2 separate regions of the Homo sapiens genome follow, and region 2 is linked to region 1. Evidence: chromatin contacts called from ENCODE Hi-C or POLR2A ChIA-PET data. All regions are on one chromosome and are shown on one strand. Each heading gives the region's core, a stretch centred on a gene start or an enhancer-like site at or near the end of the contact. The rest is flanking DNA. Distances are from core to core; before and after follow the strand shown.

The links. A loop is a pair of places that touch in the nucleus more often than their neighbours do. ChIA-PET counts read pairs that join two places held with the same protein, here RNA polymerase II (POLR2A). Pooled maps may share reads with other maps.
Region 2: a loop to region 1 is called in a map of endothelial cell of hepatic sinusoid, with 2.2 times the contacts of the local background. The contact joins two enhancer-like sites. A Hi-C loop is called at or near these places in 8 of 168 maps with a recorded cell type or tissue (GM12878, PC-9, adrenal gland and 5 more) and 5 of 50 pooled maps. POLR2A ChIA-PET finds 5 or more read pairs at or near these places in 2 of 52 experiments (BJ and activated CD4-positive, alpha-beta memory T cell).

What each region holds. Positions count from the first base shown.
Region 1 is chr1:85,326,787-85,332,139 of GRCh38, reverse strand. All of the region lies in intron 4 of DDAH1 (dimethylarginine dimethylaminohydrolase 1), which reads left to right. Among named protein-coding and RNA genes, the nearest start is that of BCL10, 53 kb to the right of the region's middle. RefSeq lists enhancers at 2,822-3,400, 3,876-4,045. Within about 2 kb of position 3,044, at least 11 of the 41 ENCODE cell types and tissues checked have a DNase peak (open chromatin) inside an H3K27ac peak, as active enhancers do.
Region 2 is chr1:85,500,002-85,505,354 of GRCh38, reverse strand. It overlaps a transcript of DDAH1 not described here. Among named protein-coding and RNA genes, the nearest start is that of DDAH1, 38 kb to the right of the region's middle. Within about 2 kb of position 2,360, at least 3 of the 41 ENCODE cell types and tissues checked have a DNase peak (open chromatin) inside an H3K27ac peak, as active enhancers do.

The DNA.
Region 1 (5,353 bases), core at 1,795-4,294:
AACTAAGTGGGTACATGGGACCCGAGTGGGCTCCATCTCTGGAGCAATGCTGCCACACGGACCCCGGGAATACCAGTTTCAGGGTCCTTGGGGTTTGAGAGACTCTTATGACTAGGATTTCAGCAGTCAACATGGGAACATGTACCACTGGGAATCTCTCACTTACCCTTTCCTCTCACTAGGGACCCTCTCTGGGCTCCCAGCTGATTCCAGCCAGGCTGTCTACCTTGCCTCCCTCTCCTTCAGTATCTCAGGTGTTTTCTGTCACTTCTCTGCTGAATTCCAGCATTCTCTCTTAGATGTCTATTCAAAGTATGATTATCTACTTGCTATTTTGGCTCTTCTTTGCTGGGGAAACAGGTGTCCAGTACCTCTAGTCAGTCATCTTAAAGCCCCTCTCAGGCAGTGTTCATTTTGAACTAGTCTGTGGAAAGACTATAAAACATGAAAATATGCTATCAGTTTTAGAATGTTATCCATAGCTATATTGGCTCAGCCTTAAAAAGACCTCCAGGGCTTGATGCTGGTATGTTGTCAGGCTCTCAATACACTCTTGATGGATGGATAAATAAATAAATGATTTTAGATATGCAGTAGCAATGAAGAGTGTACTTGGGCATCATATATTGTATCAATAGACCATAGTCAGTTGTTTTTAATACTGGTTTAGCTTTGATATGTTAAGATGGGTACATTATGTTATATATATATATATACATATATGAATATAAAGATCAATTATGAGTGACCCAAAAATGTGCTTTGAATATTCCCTAAACATCTCTAACTACCTTTTATATACCTTTGCTTCAGAGTTTGACCAATAAGTTCTAAATTGTTCCATGAAACAACATAGCCCAGGATTTTTTAAAACATAATTACCATTATACAAAGAAAGCATGAGTAAGAAGCAAGAGAATGGAGTGGGCTTTCAGTCGTTTGGATGAGAAAATTCCCAGAAATGTTGGGAACTGCCGGAAATGCCTGGTTGTTAATGCAACTTGCCATGCAGATTCTCTTGGGCTGAAAGCCAGACAGTTCCCACTCTATTTTGTGACAGCTCCACCCTGGGGAACAAGGCCAATTCCTCCAACCAGCAGCTGCATAACAGACCATGACAGTGTGGCCACAATGATTCTCAGAGCTATTTCCTCCCTACAGCTGCGTGCCTTCTTCGTTAAGGAGTTGCCTATGATAAAAGTGAGGTTGACTGTCTTTTTACTGCTAGCATACTCTTCATGTGCTTGTCCTGCCTTAAATGATAGCTTTTCATCTCCTGAAGGCATCTCTTTCCCTTTCCCACCTCACACTGCCATTGTGCTGAGCCCGAAGGGGGCGTACCATAAAAGATTGTTGAACAGAGCTGACCACCAATTGATCTAATCCCCATAATAATCACTCAAATTAGTTTCCATAAAGTGGAATCATTCCTTTGGCAAAATTCAGAAAGGGCATTCGGAACAGCAACTTGACTTCTCAGATCTTTCCCCCAAATCCTGTAGAACTCATTTGTATCATTCAGAGTTGAGTCTGGGGCCTCTCAGGATATCAAGTAATCTGCTCTTAGGGAAAGGAATTTGTGGTGACGTGTGGAGGGTTTAGGTGTGTCTCCTTTCCATTCTGGCTTGAGACACAGTGAGAAGCAGGAAGTACAGTCCCTGGGGTTGGAAAAACACTACATACAGCACTGGAGCAGTACCACCTCCTCCATGCTTTTTTAGGAAAAAATGTTGGAACAGAACTAAACGGCCCAACAGCTGCATTCTCGGGATATTTGAAATGGTGCTCATCTTTTAACAAAGCCTCTGTGCATCCACAAAGGGGAAACAGAACCTGTTCCTTGGCCTCACTGTTGCTCAGTCCTCAGGAGCCTGAGCTCTTTGAGGTGATACCCTACCAGACAGGATGTGTTAACACATCCTCACAGTGCCCATTAGGGTGTAAAAAGGGAAAGATGTTCAAGAGCAACACAGCCTTCCTGCATCTTTCTCTGCATGTTCCCTGCTGAATGGCCAGCACCCTGTCTTGTGTACATACATGTGTCTCCTAAACCCAGCTACAAATAAATGGTAAGCTTATTCAGACAATAACAACATACAAGAGAAAGGAAAATAATTACTCCAACAGGAAAGGAGAAATCTGTTCTTTGCCTCGAAAGACAAAATCTCTTTGTGTTTATAATAAGCACCTTTAGCATTTTCAAGGGGGAAAAGCATATTTCTTGTTTGTTATCTACAGTTACCACTTCATACATCCCTTTTATTTAGAAAGGCTACACCTGACATAACTTTTGTAATTTTTTTCAGTTAAGCAGAACTACTCACTGCTCCAAATGGGGCCTGTTCATTATTAAAAGTCATTTCTTTGGGCATATTCTTAAATCTGTCTTAAAATGATAACCGTGGAGTCTTGATAAATTAATTGAAAAGCTTCTCCTAAGGTAGCTTTGTTGGGGTTTTGTTAAGACATTTATTTTAAGAGTAACTCTCAGTAGAATTTATCAATGAATTACTTCATATATTCTCAGCATTAAATTATTTCCCCACTAAAGATATTATAATTCCTTTCCTCCCAGTAATGAAAAATTGAAACTGTCCTCAAATAATTCTAAAGTAGGTACTGGCCTTTATGTTAGTAAGTATAGGAATGTCCCCACCAGAAGCTTTAAATGATAAAAAATAAGGCTCAGAAAAGGAAGAAGCATTAAAGAATGAAGAGTGATTACAATTTCAAATACATGCCAGTAACTGAAGAACAATTCAAATAGGAACCAAGTAGGGGAGAGGATTGTTCACTCAAGGAGGTGAGGTTGGGGGATAGGGCAGAGCATGGAAACAGCTGAAGTCAACTGGACAGGCCCTGTCACTTCAGTGACACGTGGTACTTTCTGAGATGGGCACAACCTTGGAGATTTTAGTTTGTTTCCTCACTGGTAAACAAGAAGTCAGCACTGATAACAATCCCTGAGAACACTTCCTCTGGAATGTATGACATTCCATGCTTTTGCTTTGTAGTCACCTCCGGACATGCATGAGTCACACTGAGAGGTGGGGAATTTGCCCAGACCGCTAGATCCAGTGAATAAAGTCAGGCCTAAGAGATGTAGTCTTGCCATGTTTCTTTCTCTTTCAATTCATCTGGTACTAAGAGACATGGGTGATTTATTTATCTGTGGGTAAAGAGTACAATGAAGCTTCTGCAGATCACAAATTAAAATGGAAAGCCAACTGGCAGTTATCTGGTGATTATGAGTGGTGGGAGCACTTAGCCTGAATGTGTGGGCCAAAATATGCCACACACAGTTTTCCCAATTGCTTAGAAAAGTAAGTCAATGTGAGTAATAGATTTTCTAGATTTTGTTTTGTTTGTGTCTAGGTTGACCAGGTAGCAGTGGTTGTGTATACATGTTCTAAGGATCTCTCTGAGGTCCTCAAACCACTGGGGTCCTACTTAGTAAACCTCTGGCTCAGAGAACTGCCTCCCCAGTTGTCTGGAAGAAATTCTGAACTTCTTGGGTAAACTAGGTCCAATTCATGTGACAGGATGACCGTCCAGTTCTGACTGCAAACATGAGCAGACTGGCCATCTTGGTCCACCCTCAACAGCACATAATAAACAGAGATTTAGACATAGTGGAATCCCATTCCCTGCACCTGGAAAAAAGCACGTTTGTGAGACTGACCAAAAGCTATTGTCTAGAAGTTTCACAAATCCTAACTGCCACCTTGCATATCGAGGCAGCCCCACTCTACTATGAAGAAGTCAATCTGCCCATTGGGTTTATGGACTATTTTACTAAATTGGGGTCACAACCTGACAGAGGCTTATGTGTTCGGTTTGATATACACAAAAGTTTTTCTTTTCTTTCTTTCTGTGAATGCCCTTAGGTGCCACATACTCTGCAGGTAATTCCAGATCCAACCCCCTGTTGTCTTACTTTGTCATCCAGAGTCATTTGAGTTAGGACCACAGAGTATAGTGCCCTTCTGTATGGCTTTGAAAAACAGACAAACCTTGGCCTTGTTGATTTTAGCCATGTTTTTTCACATTAAAAATAATGAGTTGTATTTCTGTTTCTGGACATAGACCATACCTTGTTTCTCTGAGGGAATTCAATTGTTTACCCATGTGATTGACCACACAGTTCATCACAGTGCCCTCCTGAGGTTCTCTGTAGCGTTTAAAAAGGTGAAAGGAATGAAGAAATGAACCAGTTAGTGCAAACATATTTTGGTCACCTGCTATATGTCAAGTGACTTGCAAGAAACAAAGAGGGAAGTGAACCGACTTTTATTACACATTTAATATCTGCTAGAAGCTTGTGCTAAGCATTTTATGTACATTATCTGTTTTGGGGTTTTTTTTAAATAATCTTCAGAGTTACCCTGTGGAGGATAGGTATAGCATTCCCATCCCATTTTACTGCTGAGGGAATTGAGGCTCACAGGGCATATGTGACTTTCCCAAAGTCACACAATTAGTGTGTGGCTGAGCAAGGCTTCAGACCCAGACCTTTCTGACTCTGAAGCCCATGCTCTGTCCACCTCATTATGCCTGGACCTGCATTCAAGGAGGTAGCAGTCTGGTTGAAGAGAGCAAAACTGCACAAAAACTCATAGTAAAATTTGTCCTTATTCCAAAAACTTTGGGAACTTTGTAGCAATTATCTCTCTAGGGGATCTAGGTAGAAGGGATGCTAAGCCTGCAACACTACTAGATTACATGTTAACGTAGGCCTTAGAAAGAAGGAAGCTGAAGAAGTAATTGTGAGAATATGGTAGGTCTAGTCTTTTATGGTTTTTAAGACTAAGGATTAGACTCCAAGACAGATTATCTGTGGCTCAGGCTGGAGTGCAGTGGCACTATCTCGGCTGGTGGCAACCTCTATGATCTTCCCACCTCAGCCTCCTGAGGAGGTGACTACAGGTGTGTGCCACCACACCCAGCTAATTTTTTTGTAGAGACAGGGTTTCGCCATGTTGCCCAGGCTGGTCTCAAACTCCCGGGCTCAGGCGGTCTTCATTTGTTCCCTTGCACACAATAATAAATGGAAGCTGCTATTATTGTGTTTTGGAAGCAGCCAAAAAGAAAATCTGCATAAGAAGAACTAAATTGCAATTCGTAACAAAAGAGCTACTTGGGTCTGTTTTTTTATTCTCTCAAGCGTCTTCATATTATTTCTGGGCATATCCATTTTATAAAGAGGGCTAAATTGAATATGTTGTTAATTTTCTTAGAAAAGTTAATCTTTAGGAGTGTCTTTAACTTCTTAATTGCCCACATGTTGGATTAGATCTAAGGTTTCTAATCAGGGCTGTAAAGAAAGACCCACTCCATAGGTGAGCCCCTCTAT
Region 2 (5,353 bases), core at 1,111-3,610, 170 kb before region 1:
CATTTATCTGTGTTTCTTTTTTGTTAGGTGTGGCCTACTCTGGTGTAAGACATATAATAAGAATAATTATGATATTAAGAAAAAGATAATACGGTTATCATAATATTTGGCTTTGGGAGGCCAAGGCAGGTAGATCACCTGAGGTCAGGAGACCAGCCTGACCAACATGGTGCAACTCTGTCTCTACTAAAAATAAAAAAAATCAGCCGGGCATGGTGGTGTGTGCCTATAATCTCAGCTACTCGGGAGGCTGAGGGAGGAGAATCGCTTTAATCCAGGAAACGGAGGTTGCAGTGAGCCGAGATCACGCCATTGCACTCCAGCCTGGGCAACAAGAGTGAAACTCCGTCTCAAAAAAAAAAAAAAAAAAAAAAAAAAAAAAAAAAAAAAAAAGAATCATTGAGGGCCATTGTTAAAAGAAATAGCTTACCAGACCCCTCCCTGGAAATTCTGATTCAGTGGGTCTGGCATGGGGTAGGGAATGAGGATAGGTATTTGTATTTTTAACAAGTGCCACAGATAGTTCTTATTATCAGGCAACCCTGGGAAACATTGCCATCATCCTTATAAGCTTGGGTTTGGGAGCAGACTAGTCAGAGTTTGAGGATGGGTTCTCATGCTTTTTAGCGTATGTAACAGTGGGCAAGTCACCATGTCCTAAGCTGTGATTTTTTCATCTAGAAGAGGAGGATGATAATCACTGTCTCAGTGTTGTTCTGGGGACTAAATGACTCATTTAGAGCATGAGCACTTAGAAAGTTCCAGACATTCTAAGTGCTCAGCAAATATGTGACAATCATATTCATATTTTGCTTGCAGTTTGCTTGGTTATGCTACTGTGATTCAAAATCTGAATGATGGTTTTCTTGGTTCTTCTATAGCACTATGGTGACCCAGGAGTGTGACCCAGGAGAGTGACCCAGGAGATTTTATCACAGCCAAAGACTATTGTTGAGAGCCTGCTCATCTCTGCCAACTTTTTATTGACTCAATAAGTTATCACCCTTTGTTCTCTTTAATTTTACCTGTCATTTCCATTGAATTACAGAAAGGTCTTTGAGGCCAATGACCCTGCCATCTAGTTTTGTTATACAGTAGATCCAGTATCCTGTACAGTGGGCTATCAACAGAGGGCATGATCTAATAAAACACACATTTATTTCGTGGAGTTATAGAGCCATCATCTCTTACTTAGGTTATGACAGCTCCTAATGGGTCTTGGAGTCTTGAGGTCTTATGCTCTTGCTTCCCTACAATGCAGCCTACGCTGCAGCCAAAGCGATCTTTGAGCAATATCATCACAGCATGCCAGTCTGTTTGAAACCTTCCAATCCTTTCCCTGTATTTATAATAAAATCCAAACTCTTTACTGTGGACTTGTAAGCCCTACCTGATCTGGGCTAGTCTGTCTGTCTGACCGCATCCCCTGTGATTCACCTCCTGGATCGTTACATTGCAGCAATACTGAAGTTCTCCCTCCCTAGACTGACCTTTTCCCCCATCATCACCTGCCACTTAGCCCAGAGGTCACCTTAGAGATCTTCCCTCATCTCCCTATCTCATGTTTTCCTGCCACTATTTCCTATCCCATCTTCCTGCTTTATTTTCTTCTCATCACTTACCACTGTCCAATATTGTACTTATCAGTAGGTGATGTTAGTTTGTGTGTTTATTGGAAGCTCCATGATAGCAGGCATCTTGTCTATCTTGTATTCCAAGTACTGGGAACAGAACCTGGTACCTTCATGGGCTTAGTAGATAGATAGATGGATGGATAGATAGATGGATAGATAGATAGATAGATAGATAGATAGATAGATAGATAGATAGATAGATGAACTTTAAAGAACATCAGCCGGGTGCAGTGGCTTATGCCTGTATTCTCAGCACTTTGGGAGGCCCGAGGTGGGTGGATCACCTGAGGTCAGGAGTTCGAGACCAGCCTGGCTAACATGGTGAAAACCCGTTTCTACTAAAAATACAAAAAATTAGCCTGGTGGCGCATACCTGTAATCTCAGCAACTCAGGAAGCTGAGGCAGGAGCATCGCTTGAACCCAGGAGGCGGAGGTTGCAGTGAGCTGAGACCACACCATTGCACTCCAGCTTGGGCAACAAGAGTGAAACTCCATTTCAAACAAATGAACAAACAAAAAGATAAAGAACATCTATATAGTCTAATATATTTCAACTTTTTTAAAGCAAGGAACTCTTATCAAACAAAATGTTTGTTTTTAAATTATTAATTTGGTTGTTGGGGTTTTTTTTTAACTTATTTCTTGACAATTAATAGGATTCCATACACATAAAAAGTTCTTAGCAAACACTTAACAATTTACTGAGTCCGTGTTCAATGAGATCCACCACCAGGGGGACATCAATCCACTGACTGGTAGCTATGGATAGTGAGAAAATCTGGCTGAAGGAGAAGCAGATCTGACTCCAGGAGACAAAGGCAGGCAGAGGCCCCGAGTGTTCTGGTAGTGTGACTCCTCCAGGGCTTCCCCATGGCTCTGCAGACAGAGGTGGTAGGAGGCAGGAGAGGCAGGGCTATCTCTGGAGAACCCAGAAGAGAAGCAGCAAAAGAGGACTCTTTAATGCAGGCCAGGCTTCAGTGAGAAACTGCCTGGCCTGGAGCAGCCCTGTACCAGTGGCTGCAGCACTGCAGAAACAATGGCAGTGGTGGTGGCGGTGGGGATAGGTGGAAGCAGCAGTGGTGGTGATGCCACAAGAAAAACTTCTTAGGGAGGTACTAAGATGGGAAGCAGCCTCTTACCAGGCTGAAGCCAGAGGGATCTGAGAAGGGGGCAATGATGGCAGTGACAAGCAAGGGACAGCAAGGAGGTCCTCAAAAGTGTCACATTTTCCCAGGAGAAAGGAAGAGATTCAAAGAACTGAAATTCCAGCAGTTGAGCATGTGTGATCTCAGTCAGAGCCACTGGCTTTGTTGTCATTTGGTTGTGTTTACTTTTCAGTATCATTCTCAAGAATTAAGCAAGATAACATGTGCAAAGCATCTAGCAGAGTGCGTGGGGTGTAGTCAGCAAATGTCGTTTCCTCTCGTTGTTGGGCAACCACCAGTAGCACCATATCAGAATTAAAGGTGAATAGAGGAATACTGTGTTAAGCTCTGAGGAAGAAACAATGATAAATTAGACATTGTCCGTGTCTTCAAAGAGTTTACAATATGGAAGTGACATGATCGTTCAAAAGGCAGAAAGTGCAAAGTGCTGTCTGAAGCAGTGCCAATAAAGTGTTAAGTATGTTCATATATACTTATACCTGGCATAAATTCCAGCGTAGCAGACTGGATAAGCTTTATGGAGAAAGTTTGGATTTTAAAGAATGAATATAATTTAGGCATGGGAAGCATGGTTAAAGGATAAAGAGGAGGAGAAGGTAGTGAAAGAATAATAAGAAATTTAGGAGGAAAATCAAGATTAGAGTTCTAAAAACCAGGGAGAATTTCAAACAGGAGATGATGAGCAAAAGTATCCAGTGTGAAGGACTTCTGCTTCTGGCTTTGATGAAGTTACTAGTACCAGCCCTCTTGCCATAAATAGCTGTAAAACTGGACAAAATATATGGAGCAACTGTTTTCAGACGTTGAAATTCACCCAGTGTTGAACTTTGATCCCTGGGAAAAGGGAAACACATGAGATGAAACCCTTGGTCACCTTGTCTTTTTTCCTGGCGGCACAGCAAAATGGAGCCCAAGTTGATAATGGTTGCTTTACTGTTCTGAGGAGGCAGAGATCACAGTTCAGGGTGGTTGAGGTGGTTGGAATTTGTAGGTCAGGCTAATGAAGAGAAAGCTGCACAGAGAAACAGGTCCAGAAATCTGCATATGGGTACTATAAAGTCTTTGGACAAATGCTAAGCTTCTCACTTTCTGGGTGAGACTCTACAAAGTCTGGTGGCAAATAGCTACTGGGGGGCTGTAAACTGGGTGGAGATTCCAGAAGGTGCACAAAACTGGAGATGTAGATGTTCTGAGTGGAGATGTTCTCAGTGATTCCCTGGGGTTTTCAGTGAAGAACCAAGAAAGGCCAGGCGGTAGGAGGAGGGCTACTCTAGCCCTGGACTCAAGGCTATACTAAGTTCATCCAAATAAAGTTTAAAAACAGCTTTGTAAAAATTAAGCTTCTCCACTAGTAAATTAACGTAACAAAACTTAACACTCTTTAAATCCAGACCTGATAATGTAGCGTTTAATGTCTAGCATACAATTCAAAAATTACTAGATATGTGAAGAGGCATGACCACAACAGATTTTTTTAAGTCAATAGAAACATACTCAGAGATAGCAGATATGTTAAAATTAGCAAGCAAAGGCTTTAAAACAACTCTTATAAATATGTTTAAAATTTTAAAGAAAATATGGACTCCAGTAAATAGAAATTCTCACTAGAAAAATGGAAAGTATAAAAGAAAACCAGCTAGAAATTCTAGAACTGAAAAATGTAACACCTAAAATGAAAAAAAAATCCCTAAATGAGCTTAACAGCAAAATAGATTCCATAGAAGAAAAAAAAATAGTGACATTGAAGACAGGGCAATATAAACGATCTCAGCTGAAGCACATAGAGAAAAAAGCACTGAAAAAAATGAACAGAGCCTCTCTGACTTGTGGAATAGTATGAGGTGGCCTAACATCTGTGAAACTGGAGTTCCAGAAAAAGATGAAAGAGAAATTGGGGCAGAAAATATATTTGAAGAAGTGATAGCTGAAAAAATTCCCAATTTGGTGAAAAATATTAACCCATAAACTAAGAATCTCAATAAACTCCATGCAGGATAAAAAACAAAGAAAACCACTCCTGGGTACATTATAACCAAGTTTATGAAAGCCAAGGATCAAAGAAAAAAGTTTTAATAGCAGTATGAGGAAAAGACTCATTCTGCGCAAGACCCAGGGGAACAATAATGCTGATTTATCAAATAAGCCAAAAGAGAATTGAATAACACCTTTAAGGTGCTAAAAGAAATAAAACCTGTCAACCTGGAATGAGAAACCTAGTGAAAGATAAAGATCCTTTAAAAAAATGAAAGTAAGAAAAGAAGAGAAAATGGGAAGGGAAGAAGGGAGAGAGACAGGAAAAAAGGAAGGAAGGAAAGAAGGAAGGAAGGAAAAAAGAAAGGAAGGAAGGAAGAAAGGAAGGAAGAAAAGATGAAGGAAGGAAGGAAAAAAGAGAAAGAAAGAAAGAAAAGAAAGAAAGAAAGAAAGAAAGAAAGAAAGAAAAGAAAAGAAAGAGGAAGGAGGGAAGGAAGGAAGGAAAGGAAAGAAAAGAAAAGAAAAGAGAGAGAAAGAAAGGGGAAGGGGAAGAAGAAAAACACTGCCAAGCAAAAACCAAA